Regions from separate parts of the Mus musculus genome. Here region 2 is linked to region 1. The links are chromatin loops, found by intact Hi-C in ENCODE. Cell type or tissue: left cerebral cortex. All regions are shown on one strand.

What was found. Peaks named below come from ENCODE experiments on the same cell type or tissue, not always from the same donor. Only the 100,000 strongest peaks of a DNase experiment are listed, where the experiment ranks them.
Region 2: a loop joins it to region 1, with 4 times the contacts of the local background. A loop is called at or near these places in 4 of 42 quality-filtered maps.

The regions. Positions count from the first base shown.
Region 1 is chr3:105,447,000-105,454,999 of GRCm38, reverse strand. Kcnd3 (potassium voltage-gated channel, Shal-related family, member 3) reads right to left here and starts at 3,110. Exons shown (of 8, transcript NM_019931.2): 1 at 2,283-3,110. It overlaps Kcnd3os (potassium voltage-gated channel, Shal-related family, member 3, opposite strand), which reads left to right and starts at 2,045. Exons shown (of 4, transcript NR_040759.1): 1 at 2,045-2,447; 2 at 3,330-3,485; 3 at 3,572-3,871; 4 at 6,580-6,810. In left cerebral cortex, a CTCF peak has its summit at 4,225; DNase peaks (open chromatin) are centred at 2,504, 3,160, 3,775, 4,093 and 5 more places; H3K4me3 peaks cover 3,500 bases; H3K27ac peaks cover 2,642 bases.
Region 2 is chr3:105,664,138-105,672,137 of GRCm38, reverse strand. It overlaps Kcnd3 (potassium voltage-gated channel, Shal-related family, member 3), which reads right to left. Exons shown (of 8, transcript NM_019931.2): 4 at 7,015-7,116; 5 at 6,592-6,681; 6 at 5,120-5,176; 7 at 3,811-4,058; 8 at 1-3,130. The coding sequence ends at 2,929. Among named protein-coding and RNA genes, the nearest start is that of Ddx20, 19 kb to the left of the region's middle. In left cerebral cortex, CTCF peaks have their summits at 3,712 and 4,825; DNase peaks (open chromatin) are centred at 1,726 and 3,807.

The DNA.
Region 1 (8,000 bases):
AGCTCCAACTCTGAGTCAACTCTTCTAAGGCCATGAGCAATTCACAAACTGCTTTCTGATGGGTAATTGAAAGCTCAGAGCGAGGCAACGTTAATCCTCTCCCTATCTATCCTAAAGTCTCTTGTCCCAAGGGCAAACTTTTACCCTGTACAATAATCCAGGGCAGTCTTTTTTCAAGAAGGCCCATGCAAGTACCAGATCATCTCCGGAGATTCAGAACCTATCGTTCAGGTTTAGAGTGCCAAGAAAATAGCAATTACCCCTTTACTGCTTTCTGTGCACATGTGCATATGTGCATACATGGACATACATGTACACACCTCGGTTTGGAAGAGGACTATCGTCTATCAGACAACAACCTCAAGTCCATACCAGCCACGCCCACCCAACAACCCTGCAGGGATGACCTGGCTTAAACAGGACTTTTACAGGTTCCTGCTGCAACACTCACCCCTAACAGCACCAGTGCCTCTCAGAGCTGGCCTGGGTATGAACCCTGCAACAGGCGCTATAGTGCGGCCCCATTTCCAGCCAATGGCACCGCATACGCCTCCCATACCACGGCTTTACTAGGACATGGGTGCTTTACAAATGAAAACTCTGAAGCTATTTTTGTTTGTGGCAAAAGAGTTTGACAGTAGGAAAGATTTGGCTGTGGGGTGAGGTAGGGATGCAGGAGGGAGAGAGATTAAAACCAGGTAAATGCAGAAATGACAAACATGAAAAAATCCTGAAAAAGAAAAAGAGAACACTTTCTCCTGCTGTAAAAAGTCAGCTGCCTGCTAAGCAACGTCTATTTTAGAAGCAGAGGGTCAAAAAAAAAAAAAAAAAAAAAGGCAGACCTCCTGTCCTGGGGGGTTGACACTTCCATTTCACCTGAACAGACACAAAGCAGAAAAACAAACAAAAAAAAAAAAGTCACATCACCAAGATCTGCCCTTCAATGACCTCGGAGGAGAGTCCTCAGAAATCAGAGCTGGTCTGGGGAACTGTTTCACGCCCCCAGGGAGTCTGTCCCGTGTCTGCGGGATTTTGTTGGGTATGAAATGAGCATGGGGGCCATGCTGGAGATCCCGTGGGGCACAGGCCTGGGACCTGCAGATCCTCTTCTTTACAGTGCCTCTCCTAGCTCCTAGGATGGCCAGTGCAGTTTCCCCAAACTCTTTCTCCAGCCTCCTCAACGGCAAAAGGAAGCCGCTGTTAATCGTTCTTCCTCTGGAGGTCCCTTGTGTACTTACGTCTTATAGCATTCAAGACGCAACATGGAAAAAAAATAAACACATCAGCTCCTTTCAGTGGGCCGGTATGTGTCCACATGGGGAAATGTACACACGCTTTGCATTGAATGAATGCCCAGAATCCCCCTTCCCCCCGCTTTCCGAGATTAAACCTTCAGGTTCCCTGGAAGTAACAGTAAATAAGGCATCGATTCAAGCATCACCTACATTCATGCATGACCACCCTGTAAAACCTGATTACTGATTGCATTGTGCCGCCTATCACCCCGTGAAAGTTCAGAGGCTCCGTCAAATACACGGAGACTTTCTTTGCCTTGATTTCAGGTCTGGAACCTCTCAGCCTGTTGCTGACTTATCAAGGCTGCCCGGGATAAAAGGAGAACAACGTGGGCTGAATTAAATGCCAGCACTAAGAAAGCACAGGAATCTAGTTGATTTCCAGGTAACTTCTCTGCCCATCCCTAGTGTAAACACTCTGTTAAAACAAATTTGAACCCCCTTCCCTATGGTCTCTCGGGACACTTATGGGACCTTTCCCGGGAAAGAAAAGATGTGCCAGGCAGGACGAGCTGGACCAGCCTCATCCTCTAACAGGCAAACACAGGCTCGCCTGGCTGGAGAACTTTGCAAAGCGCCCCAAACGGCTCCCAGCTTCCACTCTCAGCCATTTCTCTTCTCAGCTCACAAAGAGCGGGGACGGAGCAAACCGTCGCCACCTGCAGCCAGGTCCCGGGGCGCTGCTCCTGGCGCCCGGCGAGGGAAGGCAGGCCAATGGCAAGAGGGCAGAGGTTCACACCCCCACCCCCAAACCTCTCGGCGCCCCAGTGCCCGGAGGTGGCTCTGCAGCCCAGGGAACCGACGCCCCCAGGCCGGCTGCTTGCTCCCCCACGGCCCGGCCCCACCCCCAATCCTTCCGGCGCCCCAGCGCCCACCCACCCGGGCGCGGGAGTGGGAGGGTGCCGCGTGGGCAGCGGGAGCAACAGGCGTGGGAGCAGCGCTCCTCGCACTTGCTGTCTCTGGGAGGCTCGGTCGTTTCCCTCTTACCTTCGCCGAAGCCAGCCCCAGGCCCCGCGCCCCGCGCGCGCGAGGAAGCTGAGGCCAGGGGCCGCCGAGGCGCAGAGCGCCCAGCAGCGCGGGGAAGCGCCCAGCAGCCGCCGCTCGGGCGGCTCCTCCTCGCCGGCGAAGTCTCGCTCGTCCCTCCTTCACTCGGTCGGTTCGTGCGTCGGTCCGTCCGTGGGGCCGTTCCTCCCCCGCTGCCGCCGCCGCCGCCGCCGCCACCGCCACCGCCGCTCCAGCCCGGGCTTGGCAGCGTGTCCCCTCCCCGCCTAGCCGCTCCGCTCTCGGGCTCGTGAGCTCCGGTTCGCTCGTTCCCTGCCCCCGCCGCCGCTGATGCCGGGCAGAGCGGAGCCGGGCCGGCCACGGGCTGCCTCTCCCGAGGAGGCGGTGGGGGCGCGGCGCGGGCGGGGCGGAGAGGAGAGTCCGGGGGAGGCGGCGAGGCTGCGCCCTCCGCTCCCCACCGATCCCCACGGGCCGAGCGGCCCCAGGCCGGGCCCGAGAGAGCAGAGCGGCCAGGCTGCGGAGGGAGCGAGGAGGAGGACCCGGGAGCCTAGCCGCCGGAGGGTGCCCAGGGCGAGGGCGTGCGAGGGGGAGTGACTCTGCGCGAGGGTGTGTGTGTGTGTGTGTGTGTGTGTGTGTGTGTGTGTAGGGCGCGCGCGTGAGTGGGGGGGCTGCAGCGGGGGGGGGGAGGCGGGGAGACTAGGCAGAGCCTGGTGCGTCTCCCCAGGAGAGTGGAGGAATCCTAGGGTGTGCCTGGAGGTGGTAGTGGAGTGTGCGGACGCGAGTGTGAGCGCGTGTGCCGGCGAGGGTGGGCATGGGGCGAGCGTGGCAAGGTGAGCTTGGCTTGGGGGTGGGGGAGGAGCCGGGCGTGCGGCGTGATCGTGAGTTCGGGGGCGTGTGTGGCTGGGGACTTAGGAAGAGGTGGTAGGGAGCGCTGGCGTGTATGCGCGTGGGGTGTGTACACTTAACTGGCTGTCTGTTTCCCATTCACTGTCCACGCGGTAGAGCAACTAACTCCTCTCCTTGGTCACCTAGTGAGGTGCAGCTGGTCGCCGCGCAAGCTTACAGGCTGACCCTGAACAGTCAGGTGTGTTTGCCAAAGCTGGGAAGATCCCACGGAAGACAAACTGCCTTTATCTCCGCGTAAGAGCCACTGTCGTTCAGGAGTGACCTCTGACACATGGCCAGAAGGTCAGGATTCGCTCCAATACCCCACCACGAATACCCAGAATTAAGACTGGGGATTTAGGAACTCTCATTTCTCTATCTTTCCAAAGCGGGCCCAGGCCCTGGATCCTTTCCAGAGCCCAGAGTTATCTATTGCTTAGTACTCGGACCCAGCGTGAGGAGTGGGACAACCACGGGAGCATAGGATCCAGCTGAGAGTCCCAGGACCATCGCGGCAGCAGAGTAGAGCCCAGTCCTGGCTGCTAAGCCAAACCGTGGCCGGCTTTCCCTGTGTCTCCGGCCTGGGTGCTGGGACTCCCGAGCCTGGAGATCGCGAAGCAAGCAGCTTCGTGCCTCTGCCCGGACCGGAACGCCTTGGCTTGAGAGATGGCAGCTCTGAGTATGGAAAGGTGTGTGCTGAAACACAAAAGCAGAGGAAAGAGAAATGTGCGGAGAGGGTGAAGGCGTGAGTCAAGAATAGGGTTTCTGGTTTGTGGCAAACCGATCCTGTTCCAGAAGTGCAAGTCGAGGAGTAGTTATTGAGGTCTCAGCTACTCTGGGCCTCCAGTACTTCTGAGCTTCTTTTTCATAGGCTCACTTACCCTAACCAAAGCTCCTTTAAGTTTGTCAGTATGAAAGGTGTACAATTGGCCCTTCAAGAGGTGGGTGTGGACCCCATTAACATTTGCCCAGAGTCCAAGAACCCCGTGAGATTTGCATACTCATTTGCATACAGTACTAATGATTAACAACACTGCCACTCCCTGGCCAACCCTGGAAGAATTCAGGGAAGGCCCTGGCGAGGATTCTCCCTCCCTCCTCTATTTGGGAGAGGTTTTTGTTGTTGTTGCTACTGCTAGTGGTGGTGGGGTTTTGTTTTGTTTTTTTGTTTTTTAAATCTCAGTTGAATTGACTCCTGAGAGAAGGTTCTCTGTCTCTGAGAAGCCTGGTCCCAGTAGTGACATTTTCCTTTGATCTAACACCTTCTGTCCAGTTTTGGAGCAGTGAAAATATAATATCTTATTTCTGTCGAAGTTTGAATTTCCTGTACGGCATTGCCATTGTTCAGCAACATAAAGGTACTTCCAGGATCGAGCCCCCCAAACTGTCAGGGAGGGAACACCACTAGACTCTTGGAGTGGTCTACTAATGTGACAGCTTGTGGTCTCTGGGACTTTGTAAGCCATTTGTGGAGACAGGACACTCACACCCTGCCCCACATCCTCCAATCCCGATCCTCAGATGCTCATACTTGGCAATCTAAGTGCAGTGCCTGTGAACTGCTCTCTCTCTCTCTTTCTCTCTCTCTCTCTCTCTCTCTCTCTCTTTTTTTTTTTTTTTTTGTCTCCAGTATCTCAAGAAAAGTAAGGGAGACTTGGATTTCTAGTTCAGGCCACTGTGGGTTTTGTTTACAGTTCTCCTTGAGGCTGGATGGTGAGGAGAAAGAAGGTACCTGGCTTAGGTTCAAGCCACTGGAGGAGACACTGTCCAGGAGATGCTGGGTACCCTCCATTTCCTCCTAGAATCTCCCTAGCCATGCCTGTTGACTCCTTCCCCCCTCTGCCTCTGGACCAGCCTGGCCGGGATTTTTCACTTGCTTTTCCCCCATGACGCGGCCGCTTTTCCTTTAACTCTCAGCTTCTATTTAAAAAGCTAATTTGGGAGCCTGTCGATGCTCCCAATTCAGACATTTTAAATAGGAACTGAAAGTCAGGAACTGCCAGGGCAGTAGGTTTCCTCCTCTTACCACTGACAGGGCTCAAGTGTTGGTTCAGTCACTCCAGCCCCAGTGTGTATGTGTGTTCTGCAAGCTCAGAGTGTATTTCAGGTTATCTTTTCCATTTAAAGACAATGCTCCTATGGGAGATTGCATGTGTGTGTCTGTGTCCTTTCCAAGCTGTGCACACGTAAGGATTCTTCCTTGGTCCCGAGGCTCTGGTGGTGTCTGTCGCCATGTGGACTGTGAGAGAAAAGAGCAGCATAGCTTATAGTCTGCTCCCTCTTGGCTGTTGTTGCCTGCGCTGTTCTTTCTAGCGCTGTTGAACTCAGGCTTGCTCTTTGAAGCTTGCCTAGGTATCCTAAAGGCTCGCTCTAGCCCTCACTTCTTGTGGCTGTCCTACTTCGATTGTTTGTCCCCGTGCTGGGCAACTATTTTGAAGTTGGGACTTTTCTGAGGGTTGCAAGCTTTCTACATTGAGAATCTCATGTACCTTGAAGGGGTAAAACATACTTTGAGGTCAGAGTGATTCAATCTGTCTCTGGCTGTTACTAGGTTTGAGCCTGTCTCTGGCTGTTACCTGGCTGTGGGACCATAGGGAACTTACTTAACCTCTCTGTGCCTCCCCCACCCCACCATCTCTAAAATGTTCAATGATAAAAATTACAGCTCTTCAGTGACTGTCATAGATAACATGCCTGGAATTTGGGTAGTTGTTTGTTGTTTAAGATAGGAGGTATGGAGAACTTTGTCTAGGAAAAAAAGTTAGAACTGTCAGATTGTGTGGGGGTGCACGGGCACACACATTAAACCACTATGCACATGACAATACAAATGCCAGGCTGGAGCCTGTCAGGTCACATTGAATCATGGGGCTGAGTCCCTAAGCTCCAGAAGAGCATAAGGGGACAGAGCCAGAGCCATAGGGACAGCAATAAGGAAGGGGACAGAGACAGAGTCAGAGACAGTGATGAGGAAGGGGACAGAGAGAGATTCAGGGACAGCGATGAGAAAGGGGACAGAGACATAGTCAGAGACAGCGATGAGCAATCCACATGCCCAGAGGTAAGTTTTACACAGAAGGAATAAGTGCTGAGACCTGTCTGTCCACAGGCTCCAACCTCCTGCTTTATCCAAGCATTTACCCAAACACACACAGGCAGGTTCCAGAAAATGAAGCCATGGGGAGTGTTCAGCAAGAGTAGCCTCCAGTTCTTCATGCCACTTTTCTTTTTCTCCTCTTCCTTCTCTTCCTCTTCCCCCTCTCCCTCCTTCTCTTCTTTCTCTTCATCCTCTTCCTCTTTTTCCCCATCACCTCCTCTCCCTCCTCCTCCTCTTCTTTTTTTTTTTTTTTTTTTTCTGGTTCAGTCCCTGCTTCTCACTCCCTTGTCTCACCATCAGGCAGAGGAGCTGATGAATTTGCTACCAGAGTCCATTTCTTTCAGTTCAAAAGAACATGAGCATATGAGGAGGGACATGGGAGACCAGAAGCCAGAAGAGGAGCTACGAGCATAATGACATGGGCCCTCTGGGGGGTCTGGGGGGACCCATTGTGCCTTGCAAATCCTGAGGCATATTCAGGGTCTTATACTTTTTTATTGCTGTAATAAAACATCATAATCAAGGAAATTTATAAAAGAAAGTGTTTAATTTGGAGCTCTTGGTTTCAGATGGTTAGAGTCCATGTCCACCATGGTAGGGAGCATGGCATCAGACAGGCGGGCATGCTGCTAGAGCAGGAGATGAGAGGACCCATAAGCACAAGGCAAAGAGAGAAGAGAGAGGAGAAAAGAAGGGGTGGGGGAGGGGAAAGAGGGAGAGAGAGCTCTAGCTAGCTAACTGGGAATGAAGTGGGCTTTGGAAAACTCAAAGCCCACCTCATAGTGACACACCTCCTCTAACAAGGCCATACTTCCTAATCCTTCCAAACAGTTTCACCAACTGGGGACCAAGTATTCAAACACATGTGCCTATGTGGGGGTTGGGGTAGGGAGTATTTTCATTCGAACCACCGCATCTAGCTATGCATGTCAATTCCGAGCTGGAACATCCCTAAGTTGGCTGCTGGCTGTGTATTCTGTGCCTTTATGGTAGACATCAATACTCAGAGATACACAAAGGAAGGGAGTTGGTAGAGGGGGACCTCTGCAGTGTTCCCCTTGTCTTTTGAGACAGGACTCCTCATTAGGAACTGCAGCTCAGCCTCTTAGGCTAGGGTCTGGACAGCAAGCCCCAGGGACCCTCCTATCCCTGCCTCCCCAGAGATGGGGTCATACAGGTACTGTTGCACCTGGCCTTTTTTGTGGGCATTAGAAACTAACCCGAGGTCCTCACACTTGTGTGGCAAGCACTCTACTAGCCAGCTTTCCTCAGCTCCAGTGCCTCCTCCTGCATGTGCACTGTTTCCAGAACCATTTCTTGCTCTTCTTTGCTTCTCTGTCTGTTGTTTTCCAGGAAAAGTTTATACAGACATGTGGTGTTAACTTTACTCTGGCTTCTTGGTTTCTCTGTTCTTGACCACCCCCCCCCCACCTCTTTGTTACATCTCACTACCCTCTCCTACTGGATTATCCCCGTGCTGTCATCTGTCTCACTTCTGGACCTACTTGACCTACTTACACTCTCCTCCCAGAGCACAGGCTCTGTCCCTTTCTGATGGCTTCTTGCCCCATCAAGTCTTCAAACCTCTGCACATGCTGTCTCCCGTCCTCCAGAAATGCCCACCACTACTTTCTCATTGTTTCCACATTGTTGGGTTATGTGAACAAACATGTATTCACCCCGCCTAGGGGACTGATGTCAGGTCAAGGATTCCACTCAAA
Region 2 (8,000 bases), 220 kb before region 1:
GACATTGCCTTGAGGGAGGGAGTCAAGTTCTCTGGACCTCAGATTTCCACACTTTAAAATGAATTAGACAGTCTTTAATCTTCTCTGGCATGCTCAATATATTTTCCAAGTTATTTCTACTTATTACTTGAGTGTAGTCTTAGTCTTTTTGTCCTTTTGATACCTTCTCCCCCAGTGCTAAGTAAGGTTGAAAAGAGTGGTGGAGTGGAGAATTTACTGATACCCTAGCATGGTTTGAATACCACGAGTCATTGCACCAGAGAGCTATTGGTCTTCAGAAGAATCTGATACCCTGGTTGTTCACTTAACTAGCCGATGAATCAGATTTGCTAAGGCGATCCAGCACATGTTTGCCCCTGTGCTTCCCCATCAATACCCTTGAGCAGATCTGGCTGTGGGCTGTTTTCTTGGGTTGGTATCTTTGAGCACAGGTGAGTTGGGTTCCTTATCTCTTCCTCAGACTCAAATGGGGGAATGAAAATGCAGACAGTCTAATGATTATTTTTAGGAACTGGCATGATGTGGACTTTGGAAATGAAACAGAAACAGCACAAGCATTCAGTTCACTGAAGTCAATAAAAAATGGAATTTGTGGGGGAACAGTCTTTAAAATGTATTTCTTTTCATGAGAACCATACTATGCTGTGTTGGTGCACTGTCCCAAGTAACATGGAGATCCTCTGTTGAAGCAGTCATTATTCTAACTCTCTAATGACTTGTTCTGAAATAGAATGGTGGTTTGCATGAGAATGCAAGTGTTCCTTTTAAACTCTAGCTTTATTCCACTCAGTTCTTAGGTCTTATCATGCACCTAGACATTCCTTTGTTCCATAATTCATTCTTTCAAAGGGAAGACCCTTTTCTACTTCTTGGACTACCTGCTAAAATTGGGTCTAGCTTGGCTCTACTCCTTGGCCAATAAAATATATGTATAGAGTTACTAGATTGGAAGAACCACTCCATTCCTATAAGGGGAGAAATCCTGAGGCCAGATATAGGAGAAAGGGCTGTCAGGGGCCACTGAGGATGAAGACAGGGAGACAAAGATAGAAGGAAGGGCCCCTTTCTTCCACCCTTCTAGCCACTCTCTGGTTTGGTACCTCCTCAAAACATCTGGGCTCCTCTGCATACAGGGTCACTAGAGCTGGACCCCGGAAGTCCCTTCAGGTTGCTGGCTAGTTAAAACTCATCTAGATGGTAGTGGGCAGGGAGATTTTGACATGCAAATGAACAGCTTATCTGTATTTTAAATGGAGCTGTAGAATGGATACATTCCTAAGCAGCTCCTGTGTCTCAGATCCCAGGCTTCAGAGACTGCAGTAGAGTATTTGGGGTTGAGAAGGGCAGGAAAGGGCTCGTCACTAACCCTGAGGCTCACTTGCTCTGCTGTTAAGTGGTGAAAATGATTAGGAAGATTCCAGAAACACTTTTCCCAGGCCCACTACCGTGCAAACAACTTGAACCAACGTATCCACATTTTCAAGAAGTAATCTCCACTTCCTCATTTGCATGGAGGTCATCAGTGGCACCACCCATCCGCTATCTTCGGAGATGAGGGCTGAAGATGGCTCAGACCTCAAGGCATCTTTCTGACCAGACAATGATCATCTAGAGCCTCTTGCTTGCTTTCTTGTTTTGAAACATCCTTCATGAGGTACACAGGCTTAACCTTCTCAGCTTCTGTGTAGGAACTAACTGCCTTGGGCGGTAAGCCAGGGTCTCCTCCCATCCTCCTCACTTGAAGATGCTCATGGAGCATCCTGGCAGAGCTCCACACGGCCTTCCTGGTGGATCCTAAAGGAGGGCGCATAGCAAGGTGCTCCGGAGCTGTGGCAGTTTCCTGGTGCTTCTGTCTTCACCGGGGCACAGCAGAAACAACTGCTTTCTGAGGTTGCTGATTTCATTTTCAAGACCCAATGTGGTAAATGTGACCACCACCCTGACCCAAACTGCAAAGATGAGTGGTTCCAATCAAAATGGAAGCACCTCTGTTCATAATATAGACTTACCTCACCCTTTAACTCAGCCCACTTGCCTTCCTTTCTTTTCTGTATTAGCATTCACTCAGCCTGACTCCAGGCACAAGTCTGCAGTCCTTGGCAGTGACAGAGAAGGATTTACTGTCCATGATGAGACAGATGGTTGGACACAGAAAACAGCCAAGGTGAAGCAGATAGGTACAGAGACAAAGGAGACGGACCAACGGAGCAGAAGGTTTGCTGTGTGGTTGCTTGACAGTTCTGTGCAGGTCAGTTGGGCAGTGAGGGCCCGGCTAAGGGAACCACACTCATCCAGGGAATGGGGAGAGAACTCAGCAGTAACTGACTTTGAGTCTAAAAGCTTTTGCTATAAAAGAAGAAAAATAAAAACCAACCTCACAAAATGCATTGTTTTGGTTTAAAGGTGTTGGGTCCGTGGAGAAAAACATTTCACAAAAATCCATTGATGATTTTGTTTTCCACCTTTTCCCATGAATAAATATTATCCATTAAGATCCTTGAAAAAGGTGCTTAAATACACAGTGTTATATTTTCTTCCTGTTTGCATGTGATGACTCGGCCTCTGGGCAGCTCTTGGTCTTGTGTTTTCCTCACTGGGGTTTCCAGAAACAACTGTTTTTTGGTCTGAGGTATCCCCACCAGGCCCTGTCCAGGCAAGCAGCCTGCACCCCCTAATGCCAATCCCCTACCCACCCCCTCCTTTCCTCTGGCCCCAGTAAGATGCAATGTCACAGGGCTGTGTCCACACCAGCAGCAGGATCCTTGGGTACCCTTTGCTGCTTCCTTTCCCTTCCAGGCACAAGTCTCAGTGCTAGGGGTGCAACGGGGCGGCCAGAAATAGTGGGAGGGAGTGGTCCCAGTGGCCACTCACCAACATGCCAGCCCCTTTTACTCCCCACTACCCCCTCAGGCCCTCTGTCCAGTGTGTTTACAAGGCAGAGACCTTGACGACATTGCTGGTTATGGAAGGAATGTTCGTGTTGGGGCCTGGGCTGGCAGGGGGTGGCCGACTTTCTCCCTCGGGGGTCAGAGCTGGGGGGGTGGGGATGCTGATGATGGCCGTGGTAATCTGGGATGTTTTGCAGTTTGGTCTCAGTCCATCGTCTGCTTTCAAATTAAGGCTGGAGCGACTAGGATAGAAAAGAGTGAGTTGAAGATGGTTCCTGCTTGTGGGCACCCCAAATCTCCCTTGACTCCCGCCATGATTTTTGCTCTATGCTCTGTCAAGGAACTCAGTGGCCCTTGATCTCGCCCTTTAATAATCAGCTTATAATTGCCATTCTAACTGCTATTAACAATCACTAAATCATGCGGATAGTACTTATTCCCAGCCCAGTGGACTTATAACTTGTGATGTTATGACATCTGCTTTTCCTGAATTTTCTCCAACTTATTTGGAACTAATGGGGGGAATGGCTTAAATATAAACAGAGATGAGAAGGAAAAGTCAGTTTGTGATTCATAATCAGTTTGGGGTCAGCCATAGATGTCACATTGCTGAGAAAAATATTTTCTTAGGAAAATGATCATAGTCCATCTTTTCAATTTTTGAAATCTTTTTCAGTTTTTACCCCCCTACTACTTAAACCCACTTTTGACCTACACTGCTACAGTATCATCCAATAGCCATGAAGACCCTTGGATTAACTTTAATGTGTGAGAAGAAAAGTGGGGGAAGAAAGCAGAGGGGCCCCATGCAGTAGATGAGGGGAGCCACTAGGAGATCCCCGAGGTTCTAATGCTGTGATTGTTTAATTCTGGAAAAGGGATGACTCAGGCTTTGGGGGTGGCAGGAAGGGAAGCCGCCCACCTGGTGGTGAGGGAGGGCTGCTCGCTGCCCTGGATGTGGAGCGTGCTGAGCTCCTGCATGCTGCGCAGGCGGGTGGCAGGCAGGTTAGAGTTGGGCAGGTGTGTGGTCTTCTTGCTACGACGGGAGCAGCAGGTGGTGGTGAGGCCCGAGTGGCTGGACAGAGAAGGACTTCTGGTGGAGGGGTAGTTCTGCATCGAGCTCTCCATGCAGTTCTGCTCAAACATCTGCTCATCAATAAACTCATGGTTCTGGGGGAGAAAGGAGAGAAAGTGAAAAAGAAGAAAAGGGCAGGGCAGAGCCCCAGTCTCTGGCTGCCTGTCTGCCTGCTTGGGGTCTTTCATGAACGATGCCCAGATGGCTGGATTACAGAGACGTGTTTGGGAGAGGTTTCATTTTCACAGGTGTCAATGTCAAACGACTCAAACTGGCTTCCCTGGCCATTTGATTGGACAGGGGCACAGTTGTTAAACCATCATGTTTCATACACACCATATACAACTTTGAGTAGAAGGGGCTCGGAGAGACCTAGGGGCATCAGCAGATCTGGAATCAATAAGCTCTGAAGCCATTGAGTATGAGTCTTCTAGTTCATCTTTATGCATCTGATAACTCTTATCGGTGTGACATAACTTTGTAAACGTTTCAGACCATTCATAGAATTGGAGGGACAATGTTCTTGAATGCAAAGGGGTCAAATTGCTAAGGATAAGATTTCTTTTCATTTTTTTTTTCTTTTCATCTGGTTAAAGCATATGGATCTTTAACTACCTGGTGGTACAGGATTCCCTAGGTCAACTGTGAGCTTGGGAAAAGAATGTTAACTGTGCCTTGACTATAGGGCATGAGCGTGGCTTGTAGCTAAATCCAGGACAATTTGAAAATGGCCAAGGTGATTAAAACTCTGTGGCATTGGCAGTGAGGCTAAGGCTGTCAGAATGAGGAGGAAGAGAAGTATAAGAACAGAGATCAAAAAGTCCCCTGGCAGCCAGTACCAGGAGTTCCCAGGAAACATGGGAGGCAGCAGAGAGCTATGTGGCACTTGGGCATTCCAGAGGAAACGAACCTTGAAGCTGGATCCCACTGTCCCCTCAGCCCCCGGGGAAGGTCAAAGGAAAGAATGGGAAAGGAAATTGGGTAGTTTGGGTGCAAAACCACTAGGAGCCTGAGCTGGTACTGGGTGTGACAACAGAGACAGCACAAGCCCAGGAAGAATCAGTTGCACATGCAGAAAACCAGGCTAGGGGTAAGCAGAGTAGATCCACAGACTCAAGACTCAGAGAGAAGAACAATTGAATTTATAAAGTTATACCTTGATGGTGGAGGTTCGTACAGATAACAGGGGATCATCCACAAGATAGGATAACCCCTACAGGACAACATGCCAACAGAAGATAGAAACACCATTGATTGTACATTCCAGCATTCCAGTTTTGACATTCAATTTCTCAATCCCAGCATTCTACCCTCCAAGTTCAACATTCCATCCCTCCCTGTTCCCAGCATTCTGCTTCTCTTGTCCCAACATTTCACCCCTTGGTTCCAATAGGAGCCTGCTTAACCCAACCCAACATTCACTCTTTCCATATCAACACTCTTCTCTTTCTATCCCAACATTCCACCCCTGGGTCCTACATTCCTTCCCTAGAACCTGGCATTCCAATATCCCATCCCTGCAATCAATCCAGCATTCTCTCAGTCTCAGCATACCACCCCCGACCCCAGCATTCCGTCTCTGAAACCCCCAATGCCAACATTCCAGCTCTTCAAACCCCAAGGATTTCACCCATGTCCTTTTAATGTATACATTCCACCCAGCACATGCAACTTGGAATGGGCAGTGGGGTCTGGGCCTATACCATTGGCAAGCTCAGTTTCCTTGGGAGAACTTCTAGATATTCATAGATGGTTTTTGACCATAGATGCTGGAGCCTGGGTTTGCAAAGCACTTTCCCATTGGGAAGGTCTCACTGGGTTTCAACTGTCATCCATCGTATCCATTTTGAGTAAGAGGCATCTAGCATCTGGGAGGCCAGGTTATGGGCTACTATGAATTAAGAAGTTCCTTTCCAGAGTGTGCCGAGCCCTGACTCTAGACTTCAGGGAACTTCTGGCAAGGAACTGGAAAGATGCGTTCTATTCTGAGTTCTCCCACCCTACTGTTTCTAGCACCTTTTGCCAAGGGTTCAGGGTTGGCCCTACTGCCCTTCCTTTCAGGCTGTCACTAAGGCACAAGCATCATTCCCATTCCAGCTGTGGCACCCTAAGCCATGATCCGCTTTAGCAATTGGCCTTTCACGATCCAAACTCCCTACAAACTGCAAAGTTAGTAAGTGGGGTGGAGACTGATAAGTTTTTGGCTAAAGAATATATATGCTGCCCCCTTCATTAATGTAGGCACAAAAGGATTGCATCAACCCAGCAACAGGGGTGGGGCAAAAATCTACCCTTTGTACATTCAGCTTGAGTCTTTTAGGGTGATGTCCATCAGAACTAAGAAATAAAAACCAAAAACTCTTAGTCTTCAGTAACCAAGACACCTGCTGGTGTTACAGGGGAAGGGGAAGGCCATGGGAGTGGCTTCTTCTCTAGAGCCGTAGGACACAGTTGATCTGTCACTCTGGTGACCTTGCCCCACCCTTAGGGTCTTCATCCTAGGGGCAGAGAGACTATGGTTTTGGATTGGAAGGGGACAGATGAACTCTCTCGCCTAGGGATGATAACGTGTGTACAGCCTTGGGAGGTCAGGGATGAGGCAGGAGGGGGCAGTAGGCTGGAACTCACAGTGGTCTTTTCTAAGCAGTGTAGCAGGTGGTGGTGCTGGCTCTCGATGAGTGAGGTGGTCTTGCCCATCTGCTCCTCTTCTGGGGTGCCCTAGGGAGAAAAAAAGAACCATGGATAAAGCTGATGTCTTCGCCTCTTCCAGCCTCTCCTTTTCATCATAGAGGGATAGAAGAGCATGGGAAAAAAAAATCTTGATACGCCATATTGGTGCTTATCACCATGAAACACACTGGCCTTGGGGTGGGGATCCTTGTCAACAGTGGGCTTACGGGCAGCATTGATATTTTATGTTGGTGGGAAGATTTGGAAACAGGTTTCTGTTAGAGTCTAAATTGAAGCTTTCTGGGGAGTGCTGGTTCGTGTGGATGAGAAAACAAACCTATTTCTATTTTATCTCCTCTGCCAGGTCTTCTGGGCACTTACCGTCAGCTCCAGGGCCTCATTGAGGAGCCCATTGCGCTTGCTGTGCAGGTAGGCATTGGAGCTTCCCGTTTTGGCCACCCGGATCCTGGCAAGGCGGGCCTTCTGTGGTTGGTAGACAATAAGAGAGACAATAAGATACAAGAAGAGCAAGCCTGGCAGAGCCTGTGACAACAGCTGCCACTGAGTTCCTCCAGCATTGTCTGATAAGGGAAAATGAGCTCCCGTGTCCTAGCCTTATGCATCTCTTTATAGAGACGCTAGACTGGATCTAAGACCTATGTACCCACCTTTGCAATTTAGCCATGGTCAGGACTCTAGGAATCTTCACAAACATTCAGCCTGGGTAGAGTCTTGGTGGAAGGAATACCATGGTTTCAAGTTCTCTATCCTGAAGCGTTCATGACCGTTTCCACTCAGTATTTCACAATGGCTTATGCCATTCAATTATCTCCTATCCCTAATGAGACTGTAGGGTCCCTAGAGGACAGTGTGTGCTAACTTGTCCTGATTCTCTCCTGGATTCCAGTGTGGTTGGTTCCCCACATGCTGTACGTTCCCAAATAATAGTTAATTATGAAAAAAAAAGTGAAGAGAGCAACGGTACCAGTGACAGCTCTTAACTGAGGTGTGTTTCCTCATAGCGCACCACTAAGGCAGCATACCTGCTTGTCTCGCTACTGTTTCTCTCCTGTTTGCCTTCTTTGTTACCAGGGGGCTCTCGCTCTTTTTAAAGTTAAGAAATGTATTTATAGGTGCATGATTGACTTTGGAAGTTATTAGTAGATACATTAATGGATGTGTCAATATACATATATGTTGGGCACAAGTGGGAAGGATGTACTACACATAGAGGTGGCCTGATGTGTATGTCCAGAAAGGAACACATTCCAGTATATCTCTTTGGGTTTATCTCCCACAACTGAAACCTTCCCTGGGAAAGCCCTCAGCAGACAACCAACCCCCTTTGGCTTAAAGTACATAGCTTG